2 separate regions of the Homo sapiens genome follow, and region 1 is linked to region 2. A link is an interaction called in ENCODE POLR2A ChIA-PET data of the cell type or tissue named here. Cell type or tissue: B cell. All regions are shown on one strand. Each heading gives the region's core, and the rest is flanking DNA. Links, peaks and the distances in the headings are about the cores only. Region 1 overlaps MAP3K5 (mitogen-activated protein kinase kinase kinase 5). Region 2 has its middle 5.2 kb from the start of SMIM28.

Evidence for each region. ChIA-PET counts read pairs that join two places held together with the same protein. Peaks named below come from ENCODE experiments on the same cell type or tissue, not always from the same donor. Only the 100,000 strongest peaks of a DNase experiment are listed, where the experiment ranks them.
Region 1: POLR2A ChIA-PET joins it to region 2 with 5 read pairs; 1 of 35 experiments calls an interaction of 5 or more read pairs at or near these places.

Annotation. Positions count from the first base shown.
Region 1 is chr6:136,762,498-136,767,849 of GRCh38, forward strand. The region is part of intron 1 of MAP3K5 (mitogen-activated protein kinase kinase kinase 5); the gene reads right to left. LOC124901410 (a long non-coding RNA gene) reads left to right here. Exons shown (of 2, transcript XR_007059786.1): 2 at 1,344-1,542. Among named protein-coding and RNA genes, the nearest start is that of MAP3K5-AS2, 19 kb to the right of the region's middle. RefSeq lists enhancers at 1,123-1,172, 1,453-1,562, 2,233-2,282. In B cell, for the core only: no CTCF peak of the experiment used is centred there; DNase peaks (open chromatin) are centred at 1,434, 2,364 and 5,239; H3K4me3 peaks cover 1,952 bases; H3K27ac peaks cover 4,912 bases.
Region 2 is chr6:138,370,037-138,375,449 of GRCh38, forward strand. No RefSeq gene overlaps it. Among named protein-coding and RNA genes, the nearest start is that of SMIM28, 5.2 kb to the right of the region's middle. In B cell, for the core only: no CTCF peak of the experiment used is centred there; a DNase peak (open chromatin) is centred at 2,955.

The DNA of each region.
Region 1 (5,352 bases), core at 280-5,279, 1.6 Mb before region 2:
CAGCATCAGAAATAAGACAGTGAGTGTGTGAGGGTAAGGGGGGAAGAGAGCTTAGTTCAAGAAAAGTATAAAAAGAAAAATAAACTCCTAGTTGAGTTTCTAAAGCCAAGTGGAATTAAACAGGGTAAAGCACCGAGGGAAATTATACCAGGGAAAGTACACTTCCTGTCCTCTGTCTTTATCTGGAAACTATAATGCTTGCTGCAAGCTCCTCTAGGGACAGGCAGGTTGCAGGTGAATTAAAGCAGTCCACAAACCACATGCCAATGTCTGCATTGCCCCTGGGGAAAGTCCTCTCCCCCTTCCTCCTCCCAGTCTCCTGGAGGTTTCTAGCACCATTGCTACCCTTGTACTCTCTGTGAATCCACCCCTTCATTGCCTTGCCCTCTTCACAGCTAGAGAATAAAAATGGCAAATGCTGCCTATTTCCAAGGCTGCAATGAAATAATACATACCGGATGCATGTTAGCATTATGTATCTTTTATTTACTTTATATTATTTACTTATTCATTTATTTTGAGACAGGCTCTCACTCAGTCACCCAGGCTGGAGTGCAGTGGCACAGATCACTGCAACCTCCACCTCCCAGGCTCAAGCCGTCCTCCCACCTCAGCCTCTCAAATAGCTGGGACCACAGGTGCACGCCACCATGCCCAGCTAATTTTTTCATTTTTTTGTAGAGACGGGGCATCACTATGTTGCCCAGGCTGGTCTCAAACTCCTGGTGTATCTTTTTAAAAGGTAACCATCTCTGTTTTCCTGCATAACTAGTCATCTAAGATGAAGTCTTGGATGAGTAAACAGGATTTTTACAAGATTGTTCATTGCCTTCTCTACTTCAAACATCAGCAGGGTAGATCTTTAGCTGTCTTGTCTCTGTTCAACCATTTAATCTCAATATGCCCAAAGATGTGGGGAAACAGGTCAGTTTACAAGCATATGCTCTTCTGACTGGTTAGCAAAAAGTCTCAGGTGCAGTATTCTGACAGTGTGTTTTCTACCCACCCTATCTATAGAAACTGAAAATTTACAGAGGGAAAAAAAAGTTTTCACGCAAAGCTTATTCTTGCTGAATCTATTCAGGTACCTTCTATTTTGAATTTCAATTGCTACTTTTTCAAAATCTGATGACTGTTCTCAAGGCCTCAGTTTCCCTCTATGACTTGGCTATCTGATGGATGCAAAACAGGCACAGAGCTACTGCTGTGGTTTGAACAGTTGTCCCCTCCAAGTGTCATGGTGAAATTTAATCTCCAATATGGGCGTATTGAGAGGTGGGGCCTCTAGGAGGTGACTGGGTCATGATGGCTCTGCTCTCATGAATGGATTAATCCATTAACAGGTTATCGCAGGAGTGGGACTGGTGACTAAAGAGGAAATGAGACCTAAGCTAGCCTCCTTGCCATGTGATACTCTGCACCACCTTGAGACTCTGCAGAGAGTACCCACCAACAAGGAAGCTCTCACCAGATGCGCCCCCTTGACCTTGGACTTCTCCACCTCCAGAACAGTACAAAATAAATTTCATTTCTCATAAATTACTCAGTTTCAGAAATCCTGTTTAAGCAACAGAAAATGGACTAAGCTACTGCCCTGCTGATCAGCCAGCCACCTGTACATGTGCACACCCAGATGACATATGCAAGAATGTTCAGACCATGGTAGATGTTTCCAAAGATGGCCCCCATCAAGTCCTTACCCCTGTGCATGCATATGCCCCTTCTCCCATTCAGTTACCCCCCTTCCCTTGAGACTGAGTTGGTGCTGTAACTGCTTTTACCAATAGGATGCAGACAAAAATAATGTTCTGAGAATTTCGAGATCAAAACCTAACAGACTGATAGCTTCCATGTCCTTCTTCTTGGAACATTCACTCATAGAATGCTCCCTCTCAGAACACAGATACCATGAGAGAAGTCCAACCGGGTCATGTGGAGAGGCCACATGGAAAAGAACTGAGGCCCAACAGCCCACACCACCTTCCAGTCATGGGAATGAACCTTATTGGATGTTCCAGCTTTGTCAAACCCCCAGATGGCTTCAGACCCAACCAAGTTTATGTGAAACAGAAGAGTCACACAGCTGAACCCACTCAACCCACTAAATTGTGAGAGATAATAACAGGTTGTTGTTTGAAGCCACTACACTTTTTTGTGGTTATGCCGCAACAGAAAAATGAAACGCAGACCTCTCAAAATCACAAGTCCACACTGTGAATATATAAATTTTAGCAAAGCACCCACTATAGGCCTGCTTCTTTAATATATATTTTCTCAGTTAATGCTCAAAACTATGCTAAGACATCAGCTTTCTCATGGCAGAGAGATTATGTAAGAGGCAGAACTGAAACTCAAGGCACACTTCCTGGCCCTAATTGATGTGTTTGTCTCACTGCATCTCAGAAGCTGGGACAAGTGACTCTGCGGGGTCAATTCTCAGCTCTCTGAACATGTATCTGCTTTGGGGATCAGTATTACCATGTGTGTTTTCAGGATCATGCTCTTCTATCATGTAGCCACCAATGTGCGGCAATGGAGAACTTTTTATACAGTATCCTAACAAAAATTAGGAAGTCATCATTAGATTCCCCCAATCAAATGTATAAGACAGTACAGAAACATAATAAAAGCACATCTAAAAGCCTCTTGGTAGATTCATGCATCAGATAAGATGATGGGTTATACAAACTCTGAAGTCCTTTTTCTTCCAGCAATCTATGACCTGCCAAGCGCTGTGCATAATTCCTTACGTGCATGATCTCATTTAACTTTCTCAATAAGCCTATACTTATAAAGCAGAAACTGTTTTCTTTAGAGGTCTTTGGGGTCTTACTCTGTTACCCTGCTTGGTATGCAGTGTGCAAACACAGCTCACTTTAACCTCAAACTCCTACACTCAGGACATCCTCCCACCTCCACCTCCTGAGTAACTGGAACTACAGGCAAACACCACCGTGAGCAGCTAATTTAACTTATTTATGTATTTATTTTTTATTTGTTTATTTTTATCTTTTTTTATTTTTTTATTTTTTTGAGACAGAGTCTCGCTCTGTCGCCCAGGCTGGAATACAGTGGCGCCATCTCGGCTCACTGCAACCTCCACCTCTTGGGTTCAAGCAAATCTCCTGCCTCAGCCTCCCAAGTAGCTGGGATTACAAGTGCCCACCACCATGCCTGGCTAATTTTTTTTTTTTTTTTTTTTTTGTATTTTTAGTAGAGACAGGGTTTCACCATGTTGACCAGGCTGGTCTCGAACTCCTGACCTCAGGTGATCTGCCCGCCTCCACCTCCCAAAGTGCTGGGATTACAGGTGTGAGCCACTTTGCCCGGCAGTAACTGCTTTTATCTCCACCTTATAGATGAGAAAACTAAGGCTTAGAGAAGCAAGAACACAGAAATAGTAAGTGGCAGAGCCAAGATTAAACACCACAGGTCTCCCAGATCCACAGTCTAAATTTTGTCATAAAATATACAGTTTCCATTCCTGCACTAGGAACATAATTTGTGGACTTGCTTGGATTATACATATTCCAAGAAATTGTCCCAACTCCCAAAGAGCCATCCCAGCTGCACCACAGGTCATGAGGTGTGCAAGAATCTATCTGGTACAGCATAAAACCATGGAAGCTGCAGGTAAAGCCAGAACCCAAGCCAACTTCCACTTCCCACCCTGGGGAGAAGTTGGAGACTGAGTGTATAAACACTAAGCCTACAAATCTGCACCAACTGTTCTATGGAATAAACTTCTGAATTGCAGCTCTAGTTTATCTTTCAGAACAAGGCCAAGCAATAACTCCGTAAAGAAATGCCTACAAGGATGACCTCTGGAAACACTTCATAATTTAAAAACCAGAATAGCTGGGCACCACTGATCCCACAGCCAAGTAGGTCAAGGCTGTGGCCCCTGCCAGTTCTACAAATTCATATCTGCTTTATCTGAATTCATTCAGGGTCATGAATAGAAGGGTAGGTTATCTGAAGTTCTGACGTCTTCCCTTCATTACCAGACATACCAGCCAACAACTGGGTTTTAGGGTACTGAGTACAAGGACATCTGGCTCAACAAAACTGAACAAGTCAGAATTTGCGGTTGGGAACAGAGGTCATTAAAGGATTTACACAGCAAAGAGCATGTCAGTGTGATCTCCAAATTTAAGGTAACATTTCAGAGAAGGTTTCATATCAGATCAACATAAAACCAATTTAAATCTATAATAAACTCCATTTCTTCATCTTGTATCTTAATGCTAAAATGTACTCTGCAAAACACAGGATGCTAAACTATGCACCCTGGATATATTCACAGATAGGAATTACTTCCAGAAAGAGCATGAACTAGTAAGCATATTACAGGAAAATTAATTTTTATAAGTTTTTTTCTTACAAAAATCAGAGTCTTTACACAGTATCCTAACAAAAATTAGGAAGTTTCATTAGATTTCCACTATCAAATTTACAAGGCAATATAGAAACATAGTAAAAGCACATTTAAAAGCCACTTGGTAGATTTATGCATTAGATAAGGTGATAAATTATATGACCTCTAAAGTTCTATTTCATATATGTATATATATTTGCATAAGAAACTAAATCACAAAGGACAAGTTTATCTCTATAATAAATCTTTCAAAAAATATTCTGACTTTCCACACTGAAATATTTAAGTTTTAGGTAAGAGGTAGATAAGGTAAGTGGTGATTCTCATTTATTTCAAAGCCAGAGTCTACTAACACCCATAATTCATAAGCACTAAACCCACGGGAAAGAGGGAAGGAAGACAACATAAAGGAGGGAAGGAGCAAAGAAATAAAGGAGAGAGAATAGAAAGGAAGGAAGAAAAGAAAGGAAGGAGAAAGAAGGGAGGAAGGAGGAGGGAGGGGACTAAAGGAAGGGAGGGGTGAGGAAGGAGGAAGGAAGAGAGGAGGGCAGGGAGGGAAAACCACCCACCGCTGGGCTGTGATAAATGACAATAAATCCCAAAACCCTGAAAACCTGAAAACTGCAATCTACAATTCACTGATCAGTTCAGTAGTCACTAGGTAAGAAGCAAAACTTGAGTCCAGCTGTCATGAAAATCAAGAAATGTAAATGAAACAAAAAGGAAAAAAAAATGTCATGACAAAAGAAAGAATATCGGGGACAGTTAAAAATAGGAGGAAGATCTAACTGCCTTTTTTGCAGAAATTAACAAGCCTAAAATTCATATGGAAATACAAGGTAACCAAAATAGCCTAAACAGTCTTGAAAAAGAAGAAAGCTGGAGGCCTCACACTTCCTGATTTCACAACTTTTTACAAAGCAAAAGTAATCAAGACTATGTGGTACTGGCATAAGGACAAAAACATAGATCAA
Region 2 (5,413 bases), core at 265-5,264:
AGCCCTTTCTTACATGAATCAACAAATTAGGGATCAGCAAATGAAAGCCTGAGGGCTGTATCTAACCTGCTGCCTGTTTTGTAAACCAAGTATGATTGGAACCCAGTCTCAGTACCCTTCCCGGTAGTATGGGCTGTGATGGCTTTCACACTACAACTGCAATTGGGTAGTCTCCACCAAGAACATGTGATCTACAAAATCTAAAATATTTGCCACCTGGCCCTTTCCAGAAAAAAGTTAGCTAACCAGTGTTCTAGATGCTCTTTTATCCTTTGCTTTTTAAATTTCATATATCCTGGAAATTATTCCATACCGGTTCACAGAGACATTCTTTATTCTTTTCTCCAGCTGCATAGCACGGCCGTCTATGTGGATGCATCACGGCTTATTCGACCACCCTCCTATACATGTGCATTCGGGTTATTGCCGATAGTTTGCACGTACAGCCAACGCTGTGAAAAATAATAATGTGGTATTACAGATCTTTTTTAAACTTCCCCCATACAATTTCTCATAAATATCCAGAAAGAAAACTAGTTTTCATTTGCTACACAAAAACTGATTCAAAGCAGATTTTGAATAATTTTTTCATTGTTGTTTCTTTAAGCTTTTATTTTGCCTCCTGGTTAAAACCTCAAAAATGAGGGCAGGATCAGGAAGAGAAATGTAACGTGGGCCATGCATAGGCTCTCCTGGTACGTTGTAGCCTTGTGAGGCCTCTGGGGGAATGGCCATGCACAGATGACAGGCGAGGTGTCATTTATACCCAATTCCAGTAGTAAAGAGAGTCCAGTGACACAGCACTATTTTGAATGTTTCCCCATGTTTATGTTTTGATTGAGAAGGGAGTTCTCAGTGCATTGTTTGTGCTTCTGTTTTGATTATAAACGATGGATGGAAACTAATTGTGATAGAATACAATAAAACAAAAAAGAGGTAAATGCCTTGAGGTTAGGGACTATCTTTTCTTTTTTGTTTTTTTCCTCCAATCTCTTGTATCACCTTATTCTACCCACAATTGTGCTATGCTCCGTAGAACTTGGTTATCACTTGTCTACATATGTAGAAACTTCTCCTCTCTGGTTAGCTTGACATGTGAGTAACATAGTGCCAAAAGAAAATCCTCAGGTTGCTTGAATCTGTCTATATAGTATAGTCCTGATAACACTTTTAGAAACACTGATGCGGAAATAGAGACAAAGTGATTCCCCTTTATTTTTTGCATATATAAAACTTCTGGCAAGGCACCATGGCTCATACCTGTAATCTCAGAACTTTTGGGGCCAAGGTGAGAGGACTGCTTGAGTCCAGAAATTTGAGAGCAGCCTGGGCAGCATGACAAAACTCTGTCTCTTCAAAAAATATGAAAATTAGCCAGATGCGGTGGCACACGCCTGTAGTCCCAGCTACTCGGGACGCTGAAGTGGGAGGATGGGTTAAGCCCAGGAGGTCAAGGCTGCAGTGAGCTGTGATTTTGTCACTGCACTCCAGCCTGGGTGACAGAGGGAGACGCTGTCTCATTTAAAAAAAAAAAAAAAAAATTAAGGCAGACGACCTTTGCCTTGTATTTTAGGTTAATTATTTATTCCTCCACAGACAAAAATATTTTTAAATTTTCTGTTCAAACTTCCAATTTCATAGATGCCTATACTTTTCCAAAGTAAATTTTATATCAATCATTTTTCTTTTTTCATCATCATTCTTGGTTGGTTTTTAAAAAATCACTCGTTTATCTTCCTCTTTCCGTCCATATTGCCAATGGATTTACTCAAACTCTTTGTTGCTTTCCTTCTAGATTATCATGGCCAAAGTTTAAGAAAAACAAAGACCAGATCTGTGACCCTTAGATGAACCCTGGGTCTCCGTGGAAGTCTGATCCAGGCAGGGTGATTAGTCACAGTACTGCTTGCAGTCTACTGATTAGTTTTTCTGTCACCCTAATCAAATATAAGCTTATTTAATTCTTATAACAGCATCTTGAGATAGTATAATGACCAGTTTACTAAAATTCAAATGCATTTGCTAATCTGGAAATTGAATGTAGGGGGGAAAAGCTACCTTTTTTGTAGTCATCTGGTTTACTTGAATCATCTCTGACCATTAGTTTTCTGGGGATTTTTCTCTATTATTGGCCCAGAGGGTGAAACGTATAACACAACAACAAACTTCCCTACAGCCAACAAACCCACAACCAATAAGACCAAAAAATGTAGAAGTGTCAGTAGTTCTTGAAAACATAATAGCAAATCAACTGTGTCAAGTTCAAGGAAATTAAGGAAGAAAAAAAAAACAAAACAAAACAGAGCAGCCAAATGGATGAAAACCTCAATTCATTTTCAAAAAAGAAAGAAGTAAAAGAATAAAGTAGAAAATATAAATACTATTCTATTCTCAGCTCTGAAATACCTAAAGAAGTTTTATAGATAGCTAATCTGATCTTCAGAAATTGTAGTCAGTGTTTGTAATTAACATCAGTCTATAAAAGTTCTGAACAGGAGAATATGAGATGGTTAAAAACTCATGGAAATAAAAGGAAGTGTTCTGTCTTTTAGTGTGAAAAATAAATAATTCATGAAAAACAAATGAGCATACGCTGTGGAGATCTAAAAAAAAAGACTGTGATCCTTAAAAATCTACAGATTTTAGAATTGAAATACAACAGCTTTCTAGAGTTGAAATATGACAGCATTTCTGTAAGCCATTATAGCAGGTAAAGGCTATTGGCTCTATAGGCTAAGCATGTCTTCATCAGCTGTAAGTCACAGCAGAGACCACTATTTCATGCCACTCCTCAGTGAGTCCTTTTGTAAGTCAGCTAACAATCTCCTAATTTACTTTTGAAATAACACAAAGCTGATTCAAATAACTCTGTAATATTGGATTAACCAATGTGCTGTGGGAATTCAGAGGAAATAGTGATTCATTCTAATTCAGGTGGAGGGCAGGAAATTACAGAATATTACCACAGGGTGGCTTTTATGCAGTTCTTCAAAGATAGGCAAATCTGACAACTATTGTCTTGCTTATGCAACACATATGCATAGAAAAATTACAAAATGTGGATCCTCAGAAATAAAATCCATAGTCCTATGGAAAACCCTAATTTCACTACTTAGAAAAAAAAGTGCTTCTATATGCAGATATGCAAATTTATAATAAACATGCAGTTTTCTCTGTGTGTGTGTGTGTGCATGTAGAGAGAGAGAGATGGGATCTCACTATATTGCCCAGGCAACACACCTGGCCTAAATATGCAGTTTCCTGACACATTTCTTATAATATGTTGTGAACATGTTTGCATCTTTCTTTCAGGTGATAATATATCCTTATATGTTTATATCTTAAATTAGCCAGATCTCATTTTGTAGACATTTTCTTTCCAGTTGTTTGTTGGTATAGACATGTAAGATGTGTTAAAATGTCTTTCAACAATATATATCTTTGAATACTTAGATTACATCTTTGAATATTCACATTATTATTATTATTTTATTTTAATTTTATTTGAGACACAGTCTTGCTCTGTAGCCCAGGCTGGAGTGCAGTGGCGTGATCTTGGCTCACTGCAACCTCTGCCTCCCAAGTTCAAGCTATTCTCCTGTCTCAGCCTCCCAAGTAGATGGGACTACAGGCGTGCCTGGCTAATTTTTGTATTTTTAGTAGAGATGGGGTTTCATCATGTTGGCCAGGCTGGTCTCGAACTCCTGACCTCATGGTCCGCCCACCTCAGCCTCCCAAAGTGCTGGGATTACAGACATGAGCCACCGCGCCCGGCCTATCAGATTATCTTTTAGGAGGAATCCCTAGAAGTGGATTTGCTGAGGGCTGACACCAGAGTTACCAATGTTCTCTTTTCTCTAAAATCTATTAACTTGTTCCGACTATATCACCTTCTTCATGACATGTCACTGTCCAGCTACTGCACCATTTCTCTGTTCCATTTTCAAGCAGAATAACCCTAGGTGTTTAAAGAATCTCCAATTCTTCTCCTTTCTCTCTTAAAATCATTCTAATCAGGCTTTCCCCCCAGCCACTCCATCAAAACTCCTCTTGTCCAAATAACCAACCATCATGCCCCCCCCCCACATATATACACATACTCACATTGTGTCAAATCCAATATGAAATCTCATTCATCATCTTACTTGATCAGACAGTAACTTTTGAGATAGATGATCATTTTCCTCTTCCAGATACATTTTCTCACTTGGATTCCAGGACACCACACACTCTTGGTTTCCCTTTCAGCTCACTGGACACTCACTTTGCCTCCTCATCCTATTGACCCACATTATCTGGGTGATCTCATTAAGTCTCCTAGCTTTAAAAACCATCTCCTTGCCTATAAGTTCCAACTAGTGTCTCTTGTCTAGTCCTCACCCTTAAACTAAAACACAAATATCCAAACTCATACACACTGAAAACTTACCATATCTATTAACAACTCCTGATCTTTATTCCTCCTGCTTTAAAAAACAAAACCCCACCCCAATCTTTCCCTTCTCTGTAAATAACAATGGCCATCCCTGCAGCTGCTCAAGCCTAAGACCTTAGAATTATTCTAAATCATTCTTTATCTTACACCACCTTCAGTTTTTCAAGAAATCTTATTGTCTCTATCCCTAAAACATATTTAGAATCTAGACTCTCACCACTTTTGATGCAGGATTTTTGACCCCTTTGCGGGACTCATGACAGGGGTGTCCATTTACTCAGCCCATCCCATTTGGTCCCTCGTGGGAGGGAGCATGTAGGCAAGCAAGTGCAGGAACTGGCCAGCCGCTTTAGTGCCAGCAGTACCAAACCTCAAGGCCCCAGAGGGTGTGTTACAATGATCTCTTAGCTCCACCATCTGCAGACAGCAGTGTGTTATCAGCTCAGTGGGCCCCTTTGCCTTGTCACATGGGGTGGCTGCCTTTCACCAGCAAGGGCAAAGGGCCAGTGTGACAGTCTTTTTGGGTACCTTCACTTGGTGGGTCCCGAATTCTTGTCTGGTGCCCAAGAAGAATGAGGTCATGCAGACCAAATGAAGGATGGGGAAAGTGAAGAATTTTATTGAGCAGTGAAAGTGGTTCTTAGTAAAGAGGGGAGCTGGAAAGGCAATGGGAAGGGCAGGTCACTCTCCCCTGAAGTCAAGTTGCCTCTCTTAACATCCAGCCATTGTCTCTGAAGTCAAGTGACCTCTCAATGTCCAGCTGTTTCTCCTCTTTACCAGTTGAGTCTCAGGTCTTTATAGGCACAGGATCAGGGGGAGCAGACCACAGGTAGTTTTGGAAAAGGCAATATTCGATTGGTAAAAAGACATTCTTCAGAAAGAACCAATCAGGAGAGAGCAGGCAAACAGGGAGAGAAGTTCTCACTTTGAGCGATGGGTTTCAGGTTTTTGGGCTTGAAGCTGGGGCTTTACAAGGGA